Linked DNA regions of Homo sapiens: region 1 is linked to region 2. Evidence: read pairs that join two places in POLR2A ChIA-PET (ENCODE). Cell type or tissue: Panc1. All regions are shown on one strand. Links, peaks and the distances in the headings refer to the core of each region. The heading gives the core; the rest is flanking DNA.

Region 1 (11,061 bases), core at 4,069-9,068, 62 kb after region 2:
GAATGAGTAGCATTTAACTTTTGAAACTCTAACTCCACTCTGAAGCCTTCCCGGAAAAATGGGCTGTTTCTCCGCCAGCTAAATTGGTCCTGGGCCTTCTCCACTGAGACGGCCGCTCTTGTCCCCTTCTCAATTTTCCTGTTCCCAAAGGGCCTTTGGCCTCCCAAAGGGCTGGGATTACAGGCATGAGCCACCGTGCCTGGCCCAGACATTTCTTTTTGAAGCCTCCACTTCCATCTCCACTTTCAGCCTCACAATGAAGACTCTTCACCATTTCTAATTTTGCTCATCTCTGTCAGGCTCTTGTGTATTTACATTTTGTTTCCTTGTTCATTGTTTACATCACATTACATGTGAGTCTGTGAAGTCCTGGAGCGTGGACAGACACACATCTGTGTGGTTCTGCCTGTACCGTGTCACCGCTGGGAAGAGTTGCTTCTAGCATGTGGAGGTTATGTGTGTTCGTACAAACTTTCAGAGGGGCCAGCCGGAAGCCGCTTTTGGTGGATGGACTTCAACAATTTTATGGTCTTTCTGCATCATATTTCTGGTGTGTCTTTCCTGTTTGGCTCTGATTTTCCTTTAGTTTTCATCCTTAGAACTGGGAAGCAAGCCCAGATTTTAACAACAAACTTAAAATTCTTTTGGTGTGTGTATATATATAATTTTTTTGGCATACCTTCCTGATAGCTAACTGCTATGTTGAAGGAAAGATTTGTTGATTACAAGTTTGTTTGTTTGTTTGTTTTTTTGAGACTGAGTCTCGCTCTGTCGCCCAGGCTGGAGTGCAGTGGTGCGATCTTGGCTCACTGCAACCTCTGCCTCCCAGGTTCAAGCGATTCTCCTGCCTCAGCCTCCTGAATAGCTGGGATTACAGGCACCTACCATCACGCCTGGCTAATTTTTTGTATTTTTAATAGAGACAGGGTTTTGCTATATTAGCCAGACTGGTCTCAAACTCCTGACCTCTAGTGATCTGCCCGCTTCGGTCTTCCAGAGAGCTGAGACGATGACAAGTTCTTTACAAATATTTCTATTTGCAGTCTTCCCAGCCTGCTGGATTTGCAGGGTTACATTAAAGACCTTGAAGAGGGTCTTTGTGGTACAGCCGCAGGATCGTAGGACCCCAGACTCAGCAGGATCCTGAAGACCCAGTCTGGCTGTGGGGGAGCTCATTCTGGGATGGCACAGAGCATATTAGTTTTCTTTTCATTGGTGGGCTGTGGAGGGGAAGCTTTTGTGACTGTCCCTCCTACCTAGAACCTTTCTCACCCCAAGCGTCCTCTCTCTCCACCCAACTCCCATAATATGTTGGTTATACTTAAGTTACCACCTTCAGCCTTTTATTAGAGTCGGAACTCACATGTCTGCTGAGGGCTCCTTCTCCTTTGATATTTAAATAAAATTGACTTGAGCTCTCTGTCCCTGTCTCTGGAAGAGGTCCATGTCTCCAAGAAATCTGGAAAGTTCCCACAGGGAGATGCATGTTCTTATATTCAGCTCTGGCTCTGAGTTCTTGCCCCTCCTGACTCTCATTTCCACTCCCTCCTAAGCTTCCCTTTCCCCTGTTGTCTGCTTTGTGCTAACCTAGTTAGATGAGGGTTAGGGATGATGATGATGTTGATGATGATGATTTTGAGACAGGGTCTCACTTTGTTGCCCAGGCTGGAATGCAGTGTCGTCATCATGGCTCACTGCAGCCTCCACCTCCCTGGCTCAGGTGGTCCTCCCACCTCTTAGCCTCCCAAGTACTGGGACTACAGGTATGCACCACCACGCCTGGCTAATTTTTGTATTTTTTGTAGTGACGGGCTTTTCCCATGTTGCCTGGGCTGGTCTCGAACTCCTGGGGTCAAGTGATCCACCCGTCTCGGTCTCCCAAAGTGCTGGGAATACAGGCGTGCATGACCAAGCCCGACTTTTTCCTTGTTTTTTAATTTACGTTTTTCTTTTCCACCCAACCACACGTACAAGTGTTGCTATTTTTATTACACTTAGTCAAGTTTCAGGCTAAGAATTGGGAGAAGGGGTGATATGCAGCAGTGTAACATCTTAGTATAGACAGTTACACCCATCAGTTGTTAAAGACCTGTGGCTGTTGCAGTGCTGGGAATGTCACTGCCACAGGCGCCAGAGTTTCCAGCCTCTTGCCCTATTGCTGGGCCCCTCTCCCTTCACATTTGGCGTGTGTGTCTCCTGGCCTTCTGCCTTTCTGGAGCCTCTCTGCATCAATGAATGCTAAAGGCAAAAAACTCTCTACCCACCCTTTATGTGCCTGGAATATCTGGGAGTGGAAATTTCTGCCTTTTCCTTTCTCTGTCTTTTATCAATCTCTATAGATGAAAAGGAGAAGTATACAGATTCTCTCTCCACACTGTAAATTGTGCTTCCTCTTCAGGAGACAGAAGTGGTTACAGTTAATTTTTTTTTTTTGAGATAGAGTCTCCTCTGTTGCCCAGGCTAGAGTGCAATGGCACGATCTTGTCCCACTGCAACCTCCAGCTCACTGCAACCTCTGCCTCCTGGGTTCAAGCGATTCTTCTACCTCAGCCTCCGGAGTAGCTGGGATTACAGGCACCCGCCCCCCCATCACGTCTGGCTAATTTTTGTATTTTTGTAGAGATCGGGTTTCACCATGTTGGCCAGGCTGGTCTTGAACTCCTGACCTCAGGTGATCCGTCCGCCTCGGCCTCCCAGAGTGCTGGTAGTTTTGGTTTTAAATAACATTTTACTTTTCGTGCTGCGATTGTTTATTTTTTATTTTTTTGAGATGGGATCTCGCCATGTTGCCCAGACTAGGTATTCTATTTTAGATCCATTTCCTTCTTCAGGAAATGCTGAGTGAGGAGAAGCTGCTTAGCATCTTATAACCCTTTATAGCCCCTGGTAGCTGTTAGTAAATTTTGTTGTTGTTGAGACAGGGTCTTGCTCCATCGCCCAGGCTGGGGTGCAGTGATGTAAATCACAGCTCACTGCAGCCTTGACCTCCTGGGCTCAAGTGATCCTCCCATCTTAGCCTCTCAAATAGCTAGGACCACAGGTATGCACCACCACACCTGGCTTTTTTATTTTTTATTTTATTTATTTATTTAAGACAGAGTCTTGCTCTGTCACCCAGGCTGGAGTGCAGTGACGCAGTCTCGACTCACTACAACCTCCGCCTCCCAGGTTCTAGTGATTCTCCTGCTTCAGCCACCCAAGTAGCTGGGATTACAGGTATGTGCCACCACGCCTGACTAATTTTTGTATTTTAGTAGAGATGAGGTTTTGCCATGTTTCCCAGGCTGGTCTTGAACTCCAGGGCTTGAGCGATCCTCCCACCTCAGCCTCCCGAAATGCTGAGATTACAGGGGTAAGCAACCACGCCCAGCCTGTTAGTAAACTTTATAGTAGATTTTCCATTGTTTGATTCAAGCTGAATGAAAGAACGACCAGGGTTTCATTCATGGCATGCCTTTGGAGAAACTGTTATTCTATAAAGATTCTATAAAGCAGCATACATTTGCATGTAATCTTGGTGAAATATAATCATCTGTATCTGTTTGAAGGTGGGCACCCAAATAAGAAGTAGACATAAGGAATTATACTGTAAAATAATAGGAAAAGCTTGATCATTGTATACAGTAATTTTAGTATAGTATCTAACATTACACTAGTATTTTGCATAGCAGCTAAAATATATTAGAAAAATGACAACAAATTCAGATGATTTGCTTTGTCATCAGATTTGAGTCAGTATGTAGCTTCCTACTCTTTAAGTAAAGAAAATGGCAGCAGTGGAGATATTGAAGAAATAAGTTGTCATGCTGTTCTCTAACTGTGCCATGAGTTCTGCCTCCCTGGGTATTGTGTAGCTTTGGAATGTGCTATCTGGACAGACATTTCTTTTCTTTTTTTTTTTTTTTTTTTGAGACAAGGTCTTTTTGTGTGACCCAGGCTGGAGTGTAGTGGCTCGATTTTGGCTCACTGCAATGTCTGGCAGTCAAGCAATTCCTGTGCCTCAGCCTCCCGAGTAGCTGGGATTACAGGCGTCTACCACCACACCCAGCTAATTTTTGTATTTTTAGTAGAGACAGGGTTTCACTATGTTGGCCAGGCTGGTCTTGAACTCCTGATCTCAGGTGATCTGCCTGCCCCACCTCCCAAAGTGCTGAGATTACAGGTATGAGCCACCGCGCCTGGCCAGACTTTTTTTTTTTTTTTTTTTTTTTTTTTTTGAGATGGAGTCTCACTCTGTCGCCCAGGCTGGAGTACAGTGGGGCGATCTCGGCTCACTGCAACCTCTGCCTCCCGGGTTCAAACGATTCTCCTGCCTCAGCCTCCTGAGTAGATGGGATTACAGTAGCTGGGATTACTGGCTAATTTTTGTATTTTTAGTAGAGATGGGGTTTCACCATGTTGGCCAGGCTGGTCTCAAACTTCTCACCTCAGGTGATCCATCTACCTTGGCCTCCCAAAGGGCTGGGATTACAGGCATGAGCCACCGTGCCTGGCCCAGACATTTCTTTTTGAAGCTGAAATTTGATTTACTTTGGCTGTTTGCCTTTAATCCTATACCATGTAGTCAGAATTCATTTAAAAATTTTTCTAGTAAGCATCTTTCCTGAATTTAAGGCAGTTCCTCAGGAATTTTCCTTATGATGAATTAAACATAGTAATGATTAGTAACTCAGGGCAAAAGGCCTTAAAAACATTGCTGTAAACTGATCATCTTAGTCCTTTAAGTGGAAATTTATGGTAGGATGGTGATACCCTGAGGTGGTGGTAGAGACTTAGTTCCCAAAGAGCTCCTTTATTTATGTGTGTCTACATGACTGACCCTATTGGCTCAGCTTGGGTTTTGAATGTACTGTAAGAAATATTTTTTAGGGGAGGCATGGTAGCTCACGCCTGTAATCCCAGCTCTTTGGGAAGTCAAAGTGGGTCGTTCACTTGAGCCCAAGAGGTCGAGACCAGCCTGGGCAACATGGCAAAACCCTGTCTCTACTACTAATGAAAAAAATTCGTGGGACATGGTTGTGCATGCCTGTAGTCCCAGCAGCTTGGGAGGCTGAGGGGGGAGGATGGCTCGTGCCCGAGAGGCAGAGGTTGCAGTGAGCCATGATCACACCACTGCGCTCCAGCTTAGGCAACAGAAATGAGACTCAGTGTCAAAAAAAGAAAAAAAGACACATATTTAGAGACAGGTGTGTTTATGTGTTACAGAAATGAATGGTTATGTGTTGGCTTTCCAGACAGCTTTGGAGCACGTCTCCACGGATCTTCATCAAGATCCAGAGAACACCTGAACTTACATGACTTGGGATTTCTGGATAATGGGAAGAAAGCGGAAGCAGCATTTTAGACTGGACTTATTAAACGTTAAGATGACCATATGCCAGAACTTGTATTTGTTTATTAAGTTGTTATTCAATACTCAGTGCCCAGATATTGTTTACTATGCCCTGCATCAGGCAGAGCTGAGCAAAGACTCATTGAACAGAGCTCAGGCCCTAGTGAAACAGATGGGCATGCAAGTGAATACTTCCTGCATAGCATGGTAAGTGCTTGAACAGAGATCTGTGCAAGGTGCAGTGATACACCTGAAAGTAAAGAATTATTGGCCGGGCGCGGTGGCTCACGCCTGTAATCCGAGCACTTTCAGAGGCCGATCACCTGAGGTCAGGAGTTCAAGACTAGCCTGGCCAACATGGTGAAACCCCATCTCTACTAAAAACTACAAAAATTAGCTGGGTGTGGTGGTGGATGCCTGTAATCCCAGCTACTTGGGAGGCTGAGGCAGGAGAATCACTTGAACCTGGGAGGTGGAGGTTACAGTGAACCGAGATCGCGTCACTGCACTCCATGCTGGGCAACAGAGGGAAACTCTGTGTCAAAAAAAAAAAAAAAAAGTAATAAAATAAAAGTATTATTATCTCTGTTATGTGTTGTTAGGGAAGACGTTTTAGAATGAACCGCTGAAGTGGCTCTTAAGAATGAGGAGAAATTTGTCAAGCTTCTAAAGCAGAGGAGAGCGTGTCAGCTAGGACCAAAGGCATGGAGGCATTTGGAACACATGGTATGATGTGGACTACAAGGAATTTACATTGGTGGCTGGGAGGACAGGAGCTGGAAAGGTCAGTAGAGTTTTGTATGTCATGCAAAGAAGTATTAATTGTGAGGGATGGATGACATTGAAAGGTTTCAAACTCGAGCATAACAGGATCAAATTGGTGTTTTAGAATTTTCCCCTGGCTGCTGTGTGGAGGAGAGATTTGTGGAGAGAGAAAGGACTGGAAATCCTCCAGTAGGAAACAACCGAGGCATCGGGCTAGGATCAGCCTATGAGGGCTGAACGAACTCAGTGCAGCAAAGGAGAGGGAGGCATACATTAAAGAGTTACTTAGGAAGTACCTGCCAGAGGATTTGATGGCCATTTTGGTGTGCATGATGAGGGAAAGGAGAAGCAAGCCTAGGGTAATTGATGGGTTCCTGTCTTTCCAGAGCGGCTGGACAGAGGCACCATTATCCTGGTTTGGATGCACAGAAAGGGGGGCCAGGTGATAAGGGGTTAGGGTAGGGTTGAAAAAGAATAACGAGTTTGGGTCATGTTGATTTTTTGAGGTGGTACATCTGGTAGGTGGGTAAGTGGGTCTGGAACTCAGAAGAAATAGAGTCTTGGTTGTCGTCAATGATAGTGAAAGCCGTGAAGTCAGCCTGGAAGAGAATATTGAAGACACAGAGATGAGGACCAAGCCTGGAGCACTGACAAATGCTGGCCAGCCCAGGAGGTGGGCACAGAGGGAGGAGTTCAGGAAGGAGGCTGGGTCAGTTGTGGGGCAGGGAATCACCTGTCGTCAGGGAGCCACTGAAGCCAACAGAGGACGGAGCCTCAAGAAGTTGCATCGAGGGTTCGTCCTTATTTTGGATTATGTGATGAATGAAAAGTGTTACTAAAGATGAACTGTAGTCTATAGTTAGCACAATTAAAATCCATATTTGCTATTAAGAACAAAGTTTACTTTTAGAGACCATTTATAAATTGGTGTTTTTCATGCCTAAGATCTGTTATTAAAGGTTAGAGATTAAAGGACTTTATAAAGAATTATCCATTATTTGCTGTGCCTGGTGCTTTTCTTGCTTCAGATTGATTAAGTTCTTTTTTTTTTTTTTTTTTTTTTAGACTAAGTCTCGCTCTGCTGCCCAGACTGGAGTGCAGTGGCACAATCTCGGCTCACTGCAACCTCCACCTCCCGGGTTCAAGCGATTCTTGTGCCTCAGCCTCCCAAGTAGCTGGGATTACAGGCGTGTGCCACCACACCTGGCTAATTTTTGTATTTTTAGTGGAGATGGGGTTTCACCATGTTGGCCAGGCTGGTCTCTAACTCCTGACCTCAAGTGATCCACCCGCCTCGGCCTCCCAAAGTGCTGGGATTACAGGTGTGAGCCACCGTGCCTGGCCAGATTCACTGAGTACTTTTATAGAAGGGCCTGCGTCCATAGCCAAGTCCTACTTTATATAATTGTGATATTATACAGATATTTCCACTTTGGTTCCATTTCCTCTCATTATAAACCCTGCTTCTCATAGTGGCTTTGGGTGCCTAACCTGGACTTACAGAGCAAGAAAGTGAGGCTCCAGGCCACACCCACCAGAGCAGCTGAGAAGAAAAAAAAAAGAATTGAAGAGTCTCTGGTCTCTGCTTAACAGCGAGCTACCCCGCTTGCTTATAATTAAAAGTCTATTACGATTTCTACTTCAAACGTAACATTTTCCTACCTGCAGTAGATACCCTTAGAAGAGGAGTTTGGAACCTTCCCATAGGGCAGAGTGGGAGTGCTTCTCAACAAAATACTCATTAGGACCTTTCATCTCAAAGATGAAAGATCTTTCAGACATTGGTAATCCCCACAAAATCCCTTTGAGGCTGGTAGGTGGAAAATGCAATGTTCTGGATGGGGAGAGAGACGTAAGGGTGCCTGCCCCAGAGCAACTTGTTGGGAACTCAACGCTTGAGCCAAGATACTGATTTGTGATCTCAACCCAGATGCACCACAGTTGCTATCCTGTATTGATGACACCATTATGATACCAGGTCCTACTTCAATCATGCACTGTCATGCCTCAGCAATACCTGATATTATTATTGATTTGTTGATATGGCTACAAGGGATCTAATGAAAAGAAAATTCCTAACGACAAACTTAATTTTGACTTCCTCTCCATATCAGAGTTAACTTCTAAAGTTTTCCTTTGTAAAATAGTGCACCATGACTTTAAAATATCTGTGTAAGGTTTAAGAATATTAATTTTATTTAATTAATTTAAAGTAATGATAAGCTTTTTTTTTGTTTGTTTTTTTGTTTTTTGAGGTGGAGTCTCGCTCAGTCGCCCAGGCTGGAATGGCATGATCTTGGCTCACTGCAACCTCCACCTCCCAGGTTCAAGGGATTCTCCTGCCTCAGTCTCCTGAGTGGCTGGGACTACAGACGCCCATCACCACACCTGGCTAATTTTTATATTTTTAGTAGAGTCGGGGTTTCGCCACGTGGGCCAGGTGGGTCTCGAACTCCTGACCTCACGTGATCCGCCTGCCTTGGCCTCCCAAAGTGCTGGGATTACAGGCATGAGCCACCCCACTTAGCCTGTAACGATAAGTTTATTTCAAATGTTCTTCCAAATTATTATCAAGAAGGCTTTTTCTTGTGTGTTTATTACGTTCTTTCTAAGAGACTAAGAGGCTGTTAGTTCCTAAAGCCACTGATGCACTTTAGTCTTCAGAGCTGATCCCAGCGGTCTTTGAAATAGCGTTAGAACCTCTGAGGATTCAGCCTGGGTGGAGACTCTGTCTCAAAAAAAAAAAAAAAAAAAAAAAAACCTCTGAGGATTGTCAGTAGAGGTGGAGATGGGACCTTCTGACCACAGCGCTGGGGAGTCAGAGGGTGGAGGGGCAGCTGGTCAAATGGTGAGTGGTGAATGGGTCTCGATGCAATTCTGGATAAGTCTGGATAAGGACGGTGGGTGCAGCCGCGGCTCTGGACCAGGGTGGCAGGGTGTGGTACAGGGCCAGAGGGCAGTGGGCAAGGAATGCAATCCTGGCTACTCCAGGTTACTCTCTCACAGCGGGAAGGGACTAAATGTAGGAGGTGAGGGGAGGCTGGGTTGGATTAAATGTTCAAGTTGACAAAGTAAAAAGAAAAATTCTCTGCATAATTATTAATAGTACAGAATGTTTTCAAAACTGTGCTAATGATCATAGGAACATTTTAAATGTAGCTATGGTCTGTTGTAGCTAGATGACGATAAACTAAATGGAATATTGGCCTTTTGTGTCGTTACTTGGGAATGAAAAAAAAAAAAACCCAACAACCAACTCTTCAAGACAGCTGTCATCCTTGTGTTTTTATTTTACTTTTCTTAAGGGTTGGGCCACAGTGACTCTACCATAGCTTTCCTCCCCTGATCCCACTGGGGAGTCCCTAGGATTTTGAATGAGGTGAGAACAAGATTTGACAAAAAGAATTAGTGTGTAATAACACAGAAGGAGAGAATAAAGGTTGAAGATTCCTTATCTGAAATGCATGGGACCAGAAGTGTTTTGGATTTTGAATTATTCAGATTTTTGAATATTTGCATATACATAATGAGATAGCCTGGGGATGTTTCCCAAATCTAGACATGAAATTTGTTTATGTTTCATAGATACCTTATATGCATAGCCCGACGGTAATTTTATATTCGAAAGAATTTTGTGCATGAAACAAAGTTAAGGTACATTGAACTGCTGCCAGAAAGCAAAGGTGTCACTATTTCTGCCATCCGTGTGAACAATCTGTGGTTGTATACTATCACCATTATTCCTTAATTCGTATGATTACCAAAAAGTGATCATTTTCTTACACTTATTCATATGACATACTATCAATACACTGAAAAAATAACGTGTAGCGAAGCAACAGCATAGCATCCCCCGAATACCCACATCAGCTGTTAAACCACGCCAACAACAGACAGGGCAGGTTTTCAGTCTCCACCTGCAATGCTGTGTTTTGACTAGAAGCGTCTGCATTTTGACTGTGACCTGTCTCATGAGGTCAGGTGCAGAATTTTCCACTTGCGGTGTCATGTTGGTGCTCAAAAAGTTTCAGATCCTTCATAATAATTGGGTTGGGGCGTGAGGCATGGGGGATGGAGCTTCCTGGGGTGGCTTGAGAGGTGGGAGTGGGTGGAGCATTTGTTCAGGGACCTGACATCTCGGCTCAAATTATATTACTCTGTGGCGTTCCAAAAATCAATAAATGTGGGTGTCATCCTCTTCCCACCCTGCACCATCTACAGTCATTTTCTCATTGAGGTTTTAGTTATTCATCCTTACGAAATAATAGGTAATAAAATGCCTATGGGAAATATGTTGCTAATTCCATGCCGAAGTAATTAAAATTAAAGGTCTGAAATGCTTTCAGTAGAAGGAAATTCTGCAATTATGGCTTAGGGGGAAGTACAAAGAATTTAGGCCTAGTAATTGTAATTTGATGCTAATTGGTATGGACTTTCTAATTTGTTAACTGAGAGAGGTGGGGATTGGTTGCTGGGTGGACAACTAGGAGAACAGCAAAATCCTGAAAATATAACGTAGGTCAAACCCTTAGTCACATCCCTGCTACTCAGTGTTTGAAATTCACATCCTTTTCTTTTCTTTTTTTTTAGACAGAGTCTTGCTCTGATGCCTAGGCTGACAGTGCAGTGCAGTGGCACGTGATTGTGGCTCACTGCAACCTCCACCTCCCAGGTTCAAGCGATTTTCCTGCCTTAGCCTCCCGAGTAGCTGGGATTACATGCGTGTACCGCCATGCCTGGCTAATTTTTGTATTTTTAGTAGAGACGGAGTTCTGCCATGTTGTCCAGGCTGGTCTCGAACTCCTGACCTCGGATGATCCACCCTCCTCGGCCTCCCAAAGTGCTGGGATTACAGGCATGAGCCATAGCACCCGGTCGAAATTCATATCCTTTTCTACAAATTCCTTTTATTTCACATACATAACGTTTATGAATACATTTGTCATAACTCATGCTAATTTATC
Region 2 (10,852 bases), core at 5,502-10,501:
AAGTGTTGGGATTATAGGTGTGAGCCACTGAGCCCAGCCATGCTTGTTTTATTTTTGTACCACTTTTATATCCAGCCTGGTGCTTTAGTGAACACTCTTAAATGGTGGTTGACAGAATGTGTGAAGTGTTCATTGAAATTGTTTTTAAAAGTATTATAATATGATTATGAGATTGAGAGACCCTTTGCCAAATATTTGACTCTCTAAATGGACTTTATCAATAACAAAGTGCTGAAAGTTAAAATACATAAAGGTTGATCCGTTTTTTTCCGAAGCGTGGAATTGTGGCAAGGTTATTGTATTGGATATTAACAGCTCTAGATTCTGTTGTGGAATATACCTTTTACCCATTTGGCAGGTCACCTAAACATTTGAGGGAGCCAGGTGTAGTGGTGCACGCCTGTAATCCAAGCTACCCAAGAGGCTGAGGCACAAGAATTACTTGAACCCGGGAGGCAGAGGTTGCAGTGAGCCGAGATCACACCACTGCACTTCAGCCTAGGCAACAGAGTGAGACTCTGTCTCAAAAAAGAAAAGAAATTACTTGTCCCCATTTTCACAGCCTCCCTGGCCCCAGAGAACAGAAAAGTCAGAGAGGTGGAAGACTCGACGCTCCCAGCTGTGCCTCAGCTGTGGGCCAAGTCTCCACCGGGGCCAAAGGGGACACTCTTGTGGGAGGAGCAGAGGGGCCCACATCTCCCCTCTCGGCTCCCCCATGCACACTGCCTTATCTCTCCCCCTCTAGCCAGGAATCGGTTGTGTGTTTCCTCTGCCAATTTACTGTGATTGTGTATGTGCTGCTACCACCGCAGCTGCCACGGTGGGGCAGGGAGGAGGCCAACATGGTGAAACCCTGTCTATACTAAAAATACAAAAATTAGCTGGGTGTAGTGGCAGCTGCCTGTACTCCCAGCTACTCAGGAGGCTGAGGCAGGGAGAATCACCTGAACCTGGGAGATGGAGGTTGCAGTGAGCCAAGATTGACGGAGCGAGACTCCATCTCTCCCAACTCCCCCCAGAAAAGTGCATTCTGTTGAGTCTGTTGTGTGAGATGTTTTGCACTTATGTGACTTTTATCAGTGCCTTTGCTTTTTGTATTTTTAGTAGAGATGGGGTTTTGCCCTGTTGGCCAGGCTGTCCTGAACTCCTGACCTCAGGTGATCTGCCTGCCTCGGCCTCCGAAAGTACTGGGATTACAGGCATGAGCCACCGTGCCTAGCTGTGATGAGTAATTTCTGCACCAGTCCTGCTGTAGGCTACCTGCAAGACAAGATGTTTGATTGGAAGGCTGGTCAGAGTCACTTCTAGCTCCTGGTCTGTAGTCTTTCCAGAGTCTTCCTAGTGTGCCTCAGTAAGTCAGAGTAGTCAAGGCCCATACTCTGTATGTAGTAGCCAGGCTAATCCTTGGAGTTCACCCCAAATTTCCAATACCATCTTTCTGTTTTTGTTTGTTTTAGATGGAGTCTTGCTCTGTCACCCAGGCTGGAGTGCAGTGACATGATCTTGGCTCACTGCAACCCCCACCTCCTGGGTTCACGCGATTCTCCTGCCTCAGCCTCCCGAGTAGCTGGGACTTGTTACAGGCGCCCGCCACTACGCCCAGCTCATTTTTTGTACTTTTAGTAGAGACGGGGTTTCACCGTGTTAGCGAGGATGGCCTCAATCTCCTGACCTTGTGATCTGCCCGCCTCGGTCTCCCAAAGTGCTGGGATTATAGGCATGAGCCACTGCGCCCGGCCTCTTAATACCATCTTTTTTTCCAAGTCTGTTACTCTGTTATGTAACCTGGTATTTTGAGCTTAGCTGTAGGACATTTACTTACCAGGCGAATAGACTATTGCATCACCTTTAACTCCTCTTTCTTTGGTACCATTGCTTTGTAAATATAGTAGGCTCCAAAAGAAGATGTGCCCAAGATGGATTTATAGAGTGGGGAGAGGTCGCTGAGGTGGGCACACAGTCTGGAGCATCCCTCACTGCCAGAGTTTGCAGTGAGTCCCTCTCAGCTTCCCAGGCAGGCCTTCACTTACCTTAAGCCATTTGCCCCATGTGAAGAGGCAGAAGGCAGTCATGGAGTAACCCATGATGAGCCAGTGGATGGTCAGTTGCACCAGAGTAGAAGGCTTGGAGGATGGTAATGGAGGTCAGGTTGCCCAAGGCAAGGCTCTCTCCAATTAGCCTGGCAGCCTGAGGAGGGAGGAGTAGCTCATCAGCAGCTTGTCCCTCATTTCCCCTTTCACCTCCACCCTGGAGGCCTGCCTGTCTTTCCACAATAAAAATGAGGAATTCCGTCTGGAAGCAGGCCAGGCATCCTGAGTACAGGCTATGCCAGAGGGCCAGGAATCTTGGAGAGACCCTGAGAGAGTTTTTTGTTTTTGTTTTTGTTTTTTATTTTTTATTTTTGAGATGGAGTCTAGCTCTATTGCCCAGGCTGGAGTACAGTGGCACGATCTCGGCTCACTGCAACCTCCACCTCCTAGGTTAAAGCAATCCTCTTGCCTCAGCCTCCTGAGTAGCTAGGACTACAGGTGTGCACCACCATGCCTGGCTAATTTTTGTATTTTTACTAGAGACGGGGTTTCACCATGTTGGCCAGGCTGGTCTTGAACTTCTGACCTCAAGTGATCCACCCACCTTGGCCTCTCAAAGTGCTGGGATTACAGGGGTGAGCCACCTCACCTGGCACTGTGAGAATTCTTTACTTTTTTTTTTTTTTTTGAGATGGAGTTTTGCTCTTGTTGCCTAGGCTGGAGTGCAATGGTGTAATCTCGGCTCACTGCAACCTCTGCCTCCCGAGTTCAAGTGATTCTCCTGCCTCAGCCTCCTGAGGGATTGCAGGCGCCTGCCACCACGCCCAGCTAATTTTTCTATTTTTAGTAGAAATGGGGTTTCACCATGTTGGTCAGGCTGGTCTTGAACTCCCGACCTCAGGTGATCTGCCTGCCTCGGCATCCCAAAGTGCTGGCATCACAGGCGTGAGCCACTGCACCTGGCCAGATTCTTTACTTTCAAGGAATTTGAATCATTTGAAAAAGTCACTGGAGAAAAGGGTGGGTAAGGAGGAGCCACTGACTGACTAGTTCTTGGATCGAGCCGCCTGCCTCTGGGTCCTCGAGCCTCGAGGAGTAGAGGGCAGGGAGGCTCCCACGTGTAGCCCCCCGGGGTCCTGGAGGCAGTGCTGCCTGATTAGTTTTACAGATGGGAGGCCGACCCACGGCAGAGCTGGTGATCAGTGACCGAGTGCCTACCAAGTCCCTGACGTTGAGGTCAGTGGGGAACCAGATACACTCTAATGCTGCCCACACTCTAGTGGTAGGGACAAACAAGTAAAGAAGATGTTTATAATCAGGGCAGCAGAGGACATAAGTCCTGTGGCAGAGCTGCAGTAACACCCAGGGCTCAAGGCACTTTTTTTTTTCAAATCGGAGTCTCGATCGGGCATGGTGGCTCATGCCTGTAATCCTAGCACTTTGGGAGGCTGAGGTGGGTGGATCACAAGGTCAGGAGTTCGAGACCAGCCTAGCCAACATGGTGAAACCCTGTCTCTACTCAAAATACAAAAATTACCGGGTGTGGTGGCGCATGCCTGTAATCCCAAATACACAGGAGGCTGAGGTGGGAGAATCTCTTGAACCCTGGAGGCGGAGGTTGCAGTGAGCTGAGATTGTGCCATTGCACATCAGCCTGGGCGACATTTTTAGAGACTGTCTCCCCCACCTCCCCCCACCAAAAAAAAAAAAAAAGAAAAAAAAAAGACACAGTGTTACTCTGTTGCCCAGGCTGGAGTGCAGTGGCGTGATCTCGGCTCACCACAACCTCCACCTCCCGGGTTCAAGCGATTCTCCTGCCTCAGCCTCCTGAGTAGCTGGGATTACAAGTGCCCACCACCACACCCAGCTAATTTTTTTGTATTTTTAGTAGAGATGAGGTTTCACCATGTTGGCCAGGCTGGCCTCAAACTCTTGACCTCAAGTGATCCACTTGCCTTGGCCTCCCAAAGTGTTGGGATTACAGGCATGAGCCACTGTGCCCGGCCAATTTTTGTATTTTTTGTGGAGAAAGGGTCTTGCCATGTTGCTCAGGCTGGTCTACTAGGATTACAGGTGTAAGCCACTGCGGCTGGTCTGCTACTGGCTTTTTGATCGTACTTTGAGAAACTGCCCTAAATAAAGTAAGACTTGCGCTTGTAGGGCATTCAGTGTGTGGAGGGTGTGGGGGAGTGGAGTCAAGGTCTCTCTTCCCGTCTCTTTTCCCTGCATGATGCCCCTTTGCATAGGCTTGCATAGGATTGTGAGGATCTAACCATGTTAGTTAACTTGCCAGAGATGGGCAAGAGATTTGTAGGCCAGTCACATATAAATGCAGCACAGGTTTTCTTATTTCAGGGTGATCCATGGTTTGACAGGAACCATTTTTCTTTTTCTTTCTTTCTTTCTTTTTTTTTTTTTGAGAGGGAGTCTCGCTCTGTCGCCCAGGCTGGAGTACAGTGGCACAATCTCGGCTCACTGCAAGCTCCGCCTCCCGGGTTCACGCCATTCTTAAGGAAATTTTTAAGGAAAACATCTGGTTTCTAAAGAAGAGGTTTGTTGAATATATTAGTTATAAGCATACTGACAGTGAAAACGATTAGGTAAAATGTCAGGTTACTTAAAAACATCATTTTGTAATGAATATTAGTGAGAAAGCATTTCTGTCTCTTCAATAAAGGCCATTTCCTGAGGGATACCAACAGGCAGGACTTTGCTTAGTTCTATTTCAGTTTACCATGTAATTGGAATTTTAAAATGACCTGTCTTAAAAAATCTGGGGATGTCACTAAGTCAGACTGTCATCAGTTTCACCCTGGCCATTAGTCTAAACGTGTGAGGAAATTGAGCCCGTCGGATGGTTGCCATTGCAGGAGTCTTGGTGTGTGTCGAGAAGAGAATGTCACTGCAGCGTGGCATTTTCTGAAAAGCTGTCTGTCACTGAAGCTAAATTTTGATAGCTTGATAAATCACATTAGAAAATTCACTAAGGCGTGGAGTGTACAGAGTTGGCAGCCAACAGTTGGAATTTTCGGCAAACCAACAAGTGGGTTGTTCCGAAATATGTGGACACGTACATATGTAATTGTCGACCTTAAATAATACATCATATGGCTTTTTCCATTGTCTAAAGGAAAATCTCTAAACATTTATAGAGTGCATTGAAAATTCTTGAATAATTTCAAGATATAAAAGTACATTTATATTTCTGTGTGTGATAGATGATAATATGACACACTTGAAAACTGTGTTTGTTGTAATTTCTCATTTGGCATTCTTAAAATTTGCTAAAATAGCATGACACTGAGATGTGGCTTACAGTTAGTGGTTAGTCCGGATAGTGCCTCTTATGTATATATTACGCAGAAAGTCAGCAAAATCACCTGTGCACATGACGAACATATACCTCAAACCTCAAGAAATATAAGGCACAGAGAAATCAATTGCCTCAGGCTAGGGGTGAAACACAGTCACTTTCCTACTCATTTCCAGGTCTCTGAACCAGGTTTTCCTGGAAGGAGCTGTCTCCATTTAGTAATATTGCCAAGTTTTGTCTCTTTGGTACTCACTGGTGGTCACTGATAGTCTAAGGGACCTTCCTTTTCTGGAAATAATTTTTTTTTTTTTAACCTGCTCCTTGCAGAGCAGGGCTACCCCGCAGGCAGTGTGCCCAGAGAAGCTGGAAGTAAATTTCTCAGCATCACTCAGTTCTTCTGAGGCTCAGTGTCTGGAATGTACGTATATTCCACTCTCTTGAATTATTCCTTGAAACTCAAACTTTTATTTGACCCTTTTGGATGTGGATGTTTGTATTGTGAGAAAAGAAAAATGCGCTGACTGTACTGTAGCAGTGTTTGGAAACCTTACTGTGATGTGTTTGTGTTTTCAGTGGGTGAATCTGTAGTTAGGTTCAGTGTTTTGGGGCAGTTGCTTAGCATGTACTGCCTTGGAGTTGTAGGATTGAAATAGGAGAGGAAGAGCATAATGGAAAGCACATTAGGTATTGTTCCAGAACAGAGGTTCTCAAACTTCAGGGCATCAGAATCACCTGGAGGGCTTGCTAACGCATAAATCTCTGGGTCCTGTCCTCTGTTTCTGACTCAGAAGATCTTTTTTTTTTTTTTTTTTTTTTTTTTTTGAGGCAGGGTCTCGCTCTGTCACCGAGGCTGGAGTGTAGTGGTACAATCTTGGCTCACTGCAGCCTCCACCTCCAGGGTTCGGGCGATTCTTGCACCTCAGCCTTCTGAGTAGCTGAGACTACAGCCGTGAGCCACCATGCCTGGCTAGGTTTTGTATTTTTAGTAGAGATAGAGCTTCACCATGTTGCCCAGTCTGGTCTTGAACTCCTGAACTCAGGTGGTCTGCCTGGCTTGGCCTCCCAAAGTTCTAGGATTACAGGTGTGAGCCACCATGCCTGGCCCTGACTCAGAAGATCTGAGTTCGGCCTGATAATTTGCATCTCTATGATGTTTCTAGGTGATGCTGCCACTGTGGCTGATCTGGGGCCGCATTTGGAGAGACTGTGTTCTGGAGGCTCAGTGTTGGTCTATACTGAGTGGAGATGTGGATCCGTAGACGTCATTCAGCTTCTCAGGGTCTGGGTTTGTATATACCTCTTGGTCCAGGCAGTATTAGTGATTTTCTTGAAAATCAGAGGAATCCTTTGTTCCAAACTACGACTTACGTGAAACCAAGACCCAAATATATAATATACAAAAGGGATGAAATGGAAATTATATTAATTACGCAGTTGTAAGGGACAGAAGGCCCCTTGGGCCCCTCTGAAGGACCTAATACAGTTGTGAATCCAGTGGAAGAGAGGATTTCTAAGGTCCCTCGCACCCATAGCTTTCTCTGATTCTGTATACTCTTTTTTTTTTCTCTTTTTCCAGGCTGAGTCTCACTCTGTCACCCAGGCTGGAATGCAGTGGTGCAATCTCGGCTCACTGCAACCTCCACCTCCTGGGTTCAAGTCATTCTCGTGTCTCGGTCTCCTGAGTAGCTGGGACTACAGGCGCCCGCCACCACACCTGGCTAATTTTTGTATTTTTAGTAGAGATGGGGTTTTGGTCTTGAATTCCTGGCCTCAAGTGATTTGTGTGCCTCAGCCTCCCGAAGTCCTAGCACTACAGGCGTGAGCCACCACGGCTGGCCAGATTCTGTATACTCTTGAAACTGTAGACTGTTAGAGAGTGGAAAGAATCTAAGCGGAAGACTTATGACTTTGAGGTTGTGCCTTTTGATATAAGAAGCTATGTTTAGGATATATAAATAGGTAGGCAATAAATTAGCTTGAGATTTTCATGGTAGCAACAGCTCATAAAAGATCCACAGCTCATTTCTAGTAGAACTGGGGAAATTCTAGTAAGAAAAGAAATGGGGTAAAGGGTTTGGGTAACACTGATGTGGCTGTGATCTTTGTGTGCAGCTGGTATGTGTAATTGAATTGAAATAATTTAACCCATTTTAATTTTCATTTATTTATTTTTTTGAGATGGAGTTTCGCTCTTGTTGCCCAGGCTGGAGTGCAATGGCACGATCTCGGCTCACTGCAGCCTGTGCCTCCTGGGTTCAACCCATTCTCCTGCCTCAGCCTCCCGAGTAGCTGGGATTACAGGCATGCGCCACCATGCCCGGCTAATTTTCTATTTTTAGTAGAGACGGGGTTTCTCCATGTTGGTCAGGCTGGTACCTCCCAACCTCAGGTGATCCGCCCGCCTCGGCCTCCCAAAGTGCTGGGATTACAGGCATGAGCCACTGCGCCCAGCTTACAAAAATTAAATTTAGGCCAGGCGCGGTGGCTCATGTTGGCCAGGCCGGTCTCGACCTCCTGACCTCAGGTGATCCGCCCGCCTCGGCCTCCCAAAGTGCTGGGCCTGATGGTGAAACCTGTCTCTACTAAAAATACAAAAATTAGCCAAATGTGGTGTCATGCGCCTGTAATCCTAGCTACTCGGGAGGCTGAGGCAGGAGAATCGCTTGAACCCGGGAGGCGGAGGTTGTGGTGAGCTGAGATCGAGCCATTGCACTCCAGCCTTGGTGACAAGAGTGAAACTCTGTCTCAAAAAAAAAAAAAATTAAATTTAGGAGCTGTTCTTTTCAGTCCTTGGTAATGTTGAGTGAGTCCTCTGTAACATGGAATGACCAAAACCAAAACCAAAACCAAGCCAAACCAAAGGGATTCTTAGGATATTTCAGGCGGTTATGCAATTTGTAAGACTCTAGGGGTCTTTACAACTCCTCACTTTCAGGAGTGGAGGGGTAGTTATGGAATTGACACTGGTTAGGAGACCTTTTGGACAGGCGATCATTTAATCTGTGCTTATCTTTTGAATTAGAAAATTTCTCCCTTGGACCTGACCTACATAGCTGCTGCCTTCCATGAGTTTGTTTCCATTTATAATCCTAATGAACAGTATTGAGATCCTGTGGCTTCTCAATTTTCATATCATAGCAAAATAACTGAGTGTGAGATATTTATTTTGAAAAACTTAGACGATCACTTCAGTCAGTCTTAGTTCTGAACAATGAAACAGCTTGTCTCAATGCACACTTCCTTCGGTCATATTGATCTATTTTTCTCCTCAGAGTGTCTGACAATGGTTTGCCCTGTGACTGGTATATAATTTAAACATGTGCTAAGCATAATTTTAGTTCCTTTGGGATCACCCTCAGTTTTTATACCTCATCTGGCTCTCACAATTCCATTTAATTACAGCTATTTTGATATTTGGCCAAGTCACTAAAACCAGTCAACTCTCTTATGGGGAGACAGTAAACTTTTGATCAGCATATCACTGGAAGTGAAATTCTTCTGCAAACAGACACTTTTTCAGGAATTATTCTTGTAAATGCAGAGAGGCGTTGGCAGTCTTTTGATACTTTTGGAGGGGTTTTGGTGGGTGCCAGATGGTGCGTAGCTACTGTATGCTTGGAAAATGTTAACGAGAGGCTCAGCTTTTCTGAGTGTGTGTTTTGGCTTTTTGAGATAGCTTCCATGTAGGAAGAAACTTCTTTTAAGACCAAATGTAGACTCTGGATTTCCTCCAAGAGAAGTATTGTAAATATATCAAAGCTGATGCTGTACTGAATTTCTTTATAGAAAGAAAAAAAGGAGTAGTTAATAAATAACATACAGTGTTTGAATAGAGCCTACAATTTCAAAGAGTTCATCTTTCCTTATGGCCAGTTTATTACAAACAGTTTATGTTCAAACCTTGTTTTTCTCCACCCCTTGCGTTGTCATATTTCATTTTGTACTGTACGGCCCACATTTCTTATCCTGTTCTTTACTATGAGAGTTCACTGAGCAAAAGTAAGTCCACAGAGCAGGAAGGGAATGATAATCCTTAACAGTATTTTGATTTTTCTCACTTTTGAGCTTTTGACTCAATGTAGTCTTACAGAAAGCACATTTGCTACTTTTGTGTTGGGTGGAGTGAGGTTTAAAAACAAAAATCAACCAACCAACTTACCAAACCCCATTAATTCCTAATTCTGTAAGATATAGGGTATCTTACAGAATTAATCACAGGGCAATTTCTGATGCTATTTTATTTTTTAAAATTTATTTTATTTTATTTTTTTGAGACGGAGTCTCACTCTGTAGCCCAGGCTGGAGTGCAGTGGCGTGATCTTGGCTCACTGCACCCTCTACCTTCCGGGTTCAAGCGATTCTCCTGCATCAGCCTCCCGAGTAGCTGGGACTACAGGCTCCCGCCACCATGCCTGGCTAATCTTTGTAGTTTTAGTAGAGATGGGATTTCACCATATTGGCCAGGCTGGTCTCGAACTCCTGACCTCAAGTGATCCGCCCTACTCGGGCTCCCAAAGTGCTGGGATTACAGGCGTGAGCCACTATGCCCCATCCTCTGATGCTATTTTAGAAATACTAAAAACAGACATCTTAAAATCTTACAATGTAGCATTAGAATCATATTGAAATCATAAAATACTGGGAGAGACCTTAGAGTGAGTTCAGACTCACTTCAGAAGATGGAGGTGAGAGAGTTTAAGTAACCTGCCCAGTTTCTCCCATCTCGTAAGTCTGGCCATTATGCTCGGGCTTCTGAGCGTCCTCTCACTTCTTCTCCTGCTCCTCACCTGTCCCCTACCTGTGGCACATTGTTGCTCCTCCTAACTGGGGCTGGAGGACCCAGGCTTTCTCTGCACATAGATGCTTACCAGTCCCCATGGCTCCTGTAGTACAGCTGAGGTTTGGGGTCTACAGCTGGCTTAGTCTGTGCTCCTGCAGGTGTGTGTGCCATAGACGATCCAGAAAGCAGGTCAGAAAATCTCTGTCTGCTTATTTCTGTGTTTGATAATCTGTAAGTTCTCTGTATTCCGAGTTTGATGTGGAGTTTTGTCTCTTTTGCTTTGGAGAACTCGAAATTTGGGAGACGGCTTGCTGGGAGAGGTGAGGAACTCAAGGGAAGAGAAGAAAGGCATGGTTACCAACATTTACTACATACCTTTTCTGCATCTGGCGCTGTGCTAGGTACTTCCAAGTGCTTGCTCCCCTCTGCTACACAAAAGGGATATTGGAAAGCCATATTGTACACGAGGATATTGAAGCATAGAGCTGGGATTGAATCCCAGTTTGTCTGACTTCATATCCTTCCTCCCAACTCTTTCTAGGGAGGGGGAAGGGCACAGAGCCCATGTGCGTTTTATGAGCCATATGGAAGTCTGAAGAGCTGCTCAGCTCTGACAGCTGTTTAAATTATCTGTGACACTGCATCCCACCATTAGCAGGGATGATGGATTGTTGACAGTCTCCATCAGAAAAGGCTGGAGTCCCAGTCCGTGGAGGAGCACTTACAGGG

The links. ChIA-PET counts read pairs that join two places held together with the same protein. Peaks named below come from ENCODE experiments on the same cell type or tissue, not always from the same donor. Only the 100,000 strongest peaks of a DNase experiment are listed, where the experiment ranks them.
Region 1: POLR2A ChIA-PET joins it to region 2 with 7 read pairs; 6 of 35 experiments call an interaction of 5 or more read pairs at or near these places.

Annotation. Positions count from the first base shown.
Region 1 is chr6:155,066,022-155,077,082 of GRCh38, forward strand. All of the region lies in intron 1 of TIAM2 (TIAM Rac1 associated GEF 2), which reads left to right. Among named protein-coding and RNA genes, the nearest start is that of TIAM2, 76 kb to the left of the region's middle. In Panc1, for the core only: no CTCF peak of the experiment used is centred there; no DNase peak of the experiment used is centred there.
Region 2 is chr6:155,002,955-155,013,806 of GRCh38, forward strand. All of the region lies in intron 1 of TIAM2 (TIAM Rac1 associated GEF 2), which reads left to right. It also overlaps the pseudogene LOC100421330. Among named protein-coding and RNA genes, the nearest start is that of TIAM2, 13 kb to the left of the region's middle. In Panc1, for the core only: no CTCF peak of the experiment used is centred there; no DNase peak of the experiment used is centred there; H3K4me3 peaks cover 505 bases; H3K27ac peaks cover 2,137 bases.